Regions from separate parts of the Homo sapiens genome. Here region 2 is linked to region 1. The links are chromatin loops, found by intact Hi-C in ENCODE. Cell type or tissue: mammary epithelial cell. All regions are shown on one strand. Links, peaks and the distances in the headings refer to the core of each region. The heading gives the core; the rest is flanking DNA.

The links. Peaks named below come from ENCODE experiments on the same cell type or tissue, not always from the same donor. Only the 100,000 strongest peaks of a DNase experiment are listed, where the experiment ranks them.
Region 2: it touches region 1 in a loop (2.9-fold over the local background); 2 of 110 quality-filtered maps call a loop at or near these places.

The regions. Positions count from the first base shown.
Region 1 is chr11:69,295,934-69,298,733 of GRCh38, forward strand. It overlaps MYEOV (myeloma overexpressed), which reads left to right. Exons shown (of 3, transcript NM_001293291.2): 3 at 1-1,354. The coding sequence ends at 459. Among named protein-coding and RNA genes, the nearest start is that of MYEOV, 3.2 kb to the left of the region's middle. RefSeq lists enhancers at 1,072-1,934, 1,194-2,393, 1,900-1,969, 1,935-2,796, 2,550-2,800. In mammary epithelial cell, for the core only: no CTCF peak of the experiment used is centred there; a DNase peak (open chromatin) is centred at 1,578; H3K27ac peaks cover 1,654 bases.
Region 2 is chr11:69,587,045-69,589,844 of GRCh38, forward strand. No RefSeq gene overlaps it. Among named protein-coding and RNA genes, the nearest start is that of CCND1, 53 kb to the right of the region's middle. In mammary epithelial cell, for the core only: CTCF peaks have their summits at 653 and 1,541; DNase peaks (open chromatin) are centred at 797 and 1,397; H3K27ac peaks cover 1,649 bases.

The DNA of each region.
Region 1 (2,800 bases), core at 41-2,540:
GTTGCTCACCTGGGAGAAGCCTTTAGAGTGGGCGTTGAGCAGGCCATTAGCTCGTGCCCTGAGGAGGTGCATGGGCGGCATGGGCTCTCCATGGAAATTATGTGGGCGCGAATGGATGTGGCTCTGCGCTCACCTGGGCGAGGACTTCTGGCCGGTGCCGGGGCACTCTGCATGACCCTGGCAGAATCGAGCTGCCCTGACTATGAAAGGGGAAGAAGAGCATGCCTGACCCTCCACCGGCACCCCACCCCTCACTGCTCCACCTGGGGCCTGCCTCTGCGGGTGGCTGGGTCCTGGCTGACTGTTGTGACTGTTGAGGCCCTGGGGGGGTGGCGCATGGGAGTTAGGAGGACTGGCCAGGTGGGGCCCACTATGCACCCACCCCCAGTGTCAGGTGCTTCTCCTCTCCTCCTCCACCACCTCCTCCTCCTCCTCCTCATCATCATCCTCACTTGTTGAGGACGTCCTGTGTGCCAAGTGGTTTATATGCCCAGCCTCATTTAATCCTCAGAATGACTCCATGAGGTAGCTACTAAAACCCCCCACTTAACAGATGAGGAAACTGAGGCCTAGAGAAGCTCAACAAGTTGCCTAAGTTCCAAGTTTCCTCTCCCAACTCTCCTACCCTCTCCTCTTCCTTCTCCTTTCTCCCATTCTTCCCTGCCTCTTCCCTAACTAGACAATTTTTTATTGAGTGTCTCCCAGGTGCAGGCATGAGCCAGGTGCTGGGAAAATCATGATAACCCAGCTCCTTCTGGTCATTTTCTCAGCTGGTTAGAGGCTGGGAGGACACGCAAGTTCAGCTCCAGCCGACTGGGGCATTGGTGGTAGCCCCTGGAGACATTGTGCAATGGGGCTACGAGGCTGCATCTGGCTCCAGGGAAGCGTGTTGCAATCCATGAGTGATGTCTGCCATGCGTACAGGCATGGAGAGTGAGGCGCCTGTACTGTCTTTCTGTAGACCCTAGACTGGTGGGGCCTCTGAAATGCATCCAGACACTGTGCTGGGTGTGTTGCATGGCCCTCCCAACCAATTCAGTATTTTTCTCCCCATTTTCCAGGGAGAAATCTAAGGCGTCAGAATGTAAGGTTCTTATTGGAACCCAGGCTCCAGGGTCCCTGGTTTTCTGTGACATCATGCTGCAGGACCCTGTTTCTCTCTTTGCTTTGGCTGCTGGGGAGCTCAGAAGGGAGCTTTAGGCTTGCTCTCAGTCACCACATTAGCTCAGGGGTTTGGGCATTTTTGTCGCCGTCTCCTTTGGGCTCTGTCTCCTCCCTGCTGTGCTTCCTGAGGAGCAGGCCGGATGTAAGTTATCAACTATAAATAAAACCAAGACTTCCGTTCTGGCTCTCACTCTAGTTTCCTGGTGCATTTTTTTTTTTTAAAGTTCTTAATCAAGGGAGGGGATACTCCTAACTGAAGATGACATCAGCATCAGCTGGCCCCGGGGGGCAGGCCCCCAGCCCCCAGGCCCGTGTGGGCCCTGAATGCCCCCATTATGAGGGGTAACCTCATTACACAAGACACGCTGCACGGCGGAATTTCAAATGGGGTTTTGTGGTTTCTGCCCTTTGCAGCCGAGCACACACAGGCAGCTGCGGCCGCCCGGCTTCCTCTCCCGCCGCAGCCCTGGCGCCTGGCCAGCTGGTGACCACCCCTTCTACCATGAGTCAGTTTCATTCTTAACTCTCTGACTCAGGTCCCTTTAAAGGGACAGCAGAATCCATTCATTCCAAGCAAGGGAGGAGAGGTGAAGAACCTGCCTGGGAGAGGAGTCAGGGGTCAAGAGGAAGCTTAGGGGTCCCAGGCAGGCGGCTGAGTGAGCAGCCCTGCCTCACTCCCCTACCCCAGACACCAAGGATGGAGGGGCTTTCCTGCCTGTTCCAAGGGAGACGGACCTGTGACTTCCCCAAAGCAGACCATCTGCAAGGCGGGAAACCCCGGTGTTCAGCAAGCTTCCTTTCTGTCTGGGCACAAGCCCTGCCCAAGCTCTGGGCTCAGAAGGTAATGGGGGCTTTGCAAGCCACCCCCAATGCCCCACGTGCACCACTTCCTTCTCATCCTTGGCCCCCTCATTCCTTGTACTTCCGTCGCAACAACCTCTGGAGTTCCTAGAACATCCTGAGCTGCTTCCCCCGGCTGCCTCCCTGCCACCTGGCATGCACGTCACTCCGCTCTTTGTGGTGGTCCCATCTCCTCCTTCCGAGCCCAGCTGCATGCCACCTCCTCCCACGTACATACTGCCAGTCCGTCATAGCAACCTATTTATCTCCATAGTAACACAAGGAACAACCCCAAACTCTATTCAACTTGCTCCCCATGTTAACGGCCCCCAGTGTGGACTGTCAGCTCCATGAAGGCAGGGCCCTACTTATCTCGTTCACAGCACAAGGCCGGGCACACAGTAGGTGCTCACTCAACATTCCTGGGATCAATGGGAAATGACTGTCGGGGAACCCTCTGCAGCCGTCCTTGTCGAGGGCCCCAGATGGGGTGTGGGTGGCCCCTCCCCATCCAGATGGTGTTGGAGGGGCTGGGGGCCAGGCATGGCGAGCAGGCCGAGGCTGCAGGTGGACATCCCTGGGACTGGAGCTGCTGGGGGCCAGGCTGCAGTTCCAGCCCAGGTCAGGTCTCATGTGAGGCCTCCGTGAAACAAGAATTTCTCTCTCCGTTTCCTTCTCCTGTCTGACTCACACTTTCGTTTTGAAGTTCCCCCTTTCTGCCAGTGCTTTGCCTGAGGTTACGGAGTGGTCAAGCGAGGCCAGCAGGGCGTGGAGACCAGGAGGAAGCTGGGCTGCA
Region 2 (2,800 bases), core at 298-2,797, 290 kb after region 1:
TGCCTCAACCTCCTGAGTAGCTGGGACTACAGGTGCGTGCCATCATGCCAACTAATTTTTGTATTTTTTTAGTACAAACAGAGTTTTGCCATGTTGGCGAGGCTGGTCTCGAACTCCTGACCTCTGGTGATCCACCCGTCTCGGCCTCCCAAAGTGCTGGGATTACAGGCATGAGCCACCATGCCCGATCCAGTTACAGCCATTTTAACCCCAGCCCTCCCCACTGTCCCTGGCTGTCGCTTTTCATGGGCTCCATTGCTTCCAGAAGCCTGGCCAATCCACCGGAAGGCCATCCTCCCACCTAGCCTCCTCCCTGTTTTCCTGCTAAAACCCAAAGCATCCCTGGGCACCTGCCCCTGTGTCTGGTGAAGCCCTCCCTGACATCCCAGGCAGTCTTCTGGATCCCCTCAGCATCTGTTTCCCCATACAGCAGGTGCCACATGGTACTCCAAGCCATGGCTTCATGCCTTCAACAGCATCATCACCCTGAGCTTCCAAGGACGTACCCATGCACCTGTTGTCTTGAGGAGGCAACGTGGCACAGAGCACGGATTTGGGCTCAGACTTCCCAGACACACACCCTTGGGCAAGTTACTTCACCTCCCCAAGTCTACTTTCCCCATCTACAGGTTGAGGTCTCAATAGCACCTGCCTCATTCTGCAGACCCAATGGGCGTGTGTTTGTGACATGCCTCCCAGTAGCGCCTGTGACAGAGAATGAGCATGTGTTTTGGTTGTTGCCATGATTGTACTGTTATTCTCAACACCTTTGTCAGCCCAAAGTCAAAAACAGTGCCTGACACAGGTCAGAGGAATGTCTGTGCTCTGGACAGTGGAGCCACATTCTCTCCCCTTGTTTTATCTGATGTTTCATTCATCCTTTTGACTCATCCTCACATCCTGTCTTGCCAGGACACATGGGCAAGGGCTGGGTCTGGGCTAAGAGATGCAGCTTCCAAAAAGATGGGTCTGAAACTATTGTGGCCTGATGGCTTGCTTGATTTTTAAAGCTGTTTGCAAAGCTACAGCAAACTACATATGGGCAACATACACCCTCTCCCTCCCTGCTGTGGTTATCAGCCGGGAACTGCCACCTCCCTGCCGTTCTTGGTCTCCCAAAACTTCCTTTGCATCCCGATCACATATTTTTGTTTTCCTCCAGAAATCAACAAAGCACCAAAAAACACAACTCGACAGAAAACCCGGCCGAATTTTGATTTTTAAAAATTGCAAATAGCTCCTTTCCCTTCTATTCCCTCAAATAACTAACCAGGGACAGGCCATGCTTCCTCTGATCCTATTCAGGAAATGAATTTTGATGACCAGACTTACGTGGATGTGTGGTATGTTTCCCCATCTGTGGGAGTTCTCTAGCCATGGACACTTTTTCCAGTCCTATAAAGAGCTTGCTGGAACTGGACACAGGATAGTTGAGTCAAGTTCCTCAAGTCAGTTCTGGATCTTCGATTGACGAGTTCAAGTTCTCTGCATGACCCAAGGCTGAATCATCTGCAGTTCGGCCTCTGCCCAGTAGAGTGAACTTAGGTACTGTAGAGCAGCTACATAATTTTTATAATAAAGTCCATCCACCAGGACAACGCATGGCTGGCCTAGGATTATGGACCCAGTGGAATGTTTGTGGATCCCTACTATATAAAAAGCTCTTGAAAAGCAATGAAGAAAAGGAGAGAAACCTGTTGGAAAACTATGGGAAAGACATGAGCAGGCAATTCAAAGAGAAGGAAATTCAGTTACCAGTAAAAATATAAAAAAGCGCCCAACCTCATAACTGGTTTAAAAACTGTGCATTTTTTAAACCAATAATATAATAATTTTGAGTTTTGTTTTTGCTTTGTCTGTCAGATTGGCGAAGACAAAAAAGGTTGAAAATACCCAATGTCACTATTGGAGAGAGCACAAATTGATTCAGCCTCCATGGGAGGGATAGGGACTATAAGGACCTATTGATCACATTTTAAATTGTGGCTGATCTTTGATAGCAACTATGCATCTATGAATTAGCTTAACTGAAAAACCCGTGTAAGTGTACAAGCATAGATAGGAAGGATATTCATTATGGCATTGTTTTTAATGGCAAATTTTAGGACCTTCAACCCCAAAAAGGAACCAGGCCCAGGAGGTTCACAGGGAATAGCTCCTAAACCTTTCATCCCAATGCTGTTTAAAACTTGAGCATACAACAAGGAAGAAAATTTTTTTAATTATTTTTATAAAGCAAGTATAACATTGATACCAAAACTTGATGGGAGCTTTGGATAAAATTTCTTATAAATATCAAGGGGAAAATCCAAAGTAAAATATAAACAAATAGAATTCAGAAGCACATGAAAAGAAGACTACATTCACACTGGGAAATATGTTAATAAAATTGATTGTATTAATTGACTTCAGGGGAGGTAATCAAATGATTGTTTCCATAGTTGAAAAACATTTGAAAAATTCCTGGTTAAACACTCAATAAAAAAGAATAGATGGAACTATCTTTAATCTAACAAAATATTTCCATCTCAGCCAGCTTCCTCTTAATACAAGAAACATGAAAGGTATTGCCACTAAGACAGCAACAATCATTATCAACACTGTTATTTAATTGTTGCAGAATTACTAGCAAATACAACCAGAAAAGGCAAATAAATTCAAAGTATAAAAATGGAAAAGAAGAAAAAGTCTTAGTATTTGCAGGTGATATCCTTATATTCCTGGAAAACCCCCCAAAATACATTGAAAGGCTATTATAAGCAATCAAATGCATCACTAAGGGAGCAGACTATATTAAAAA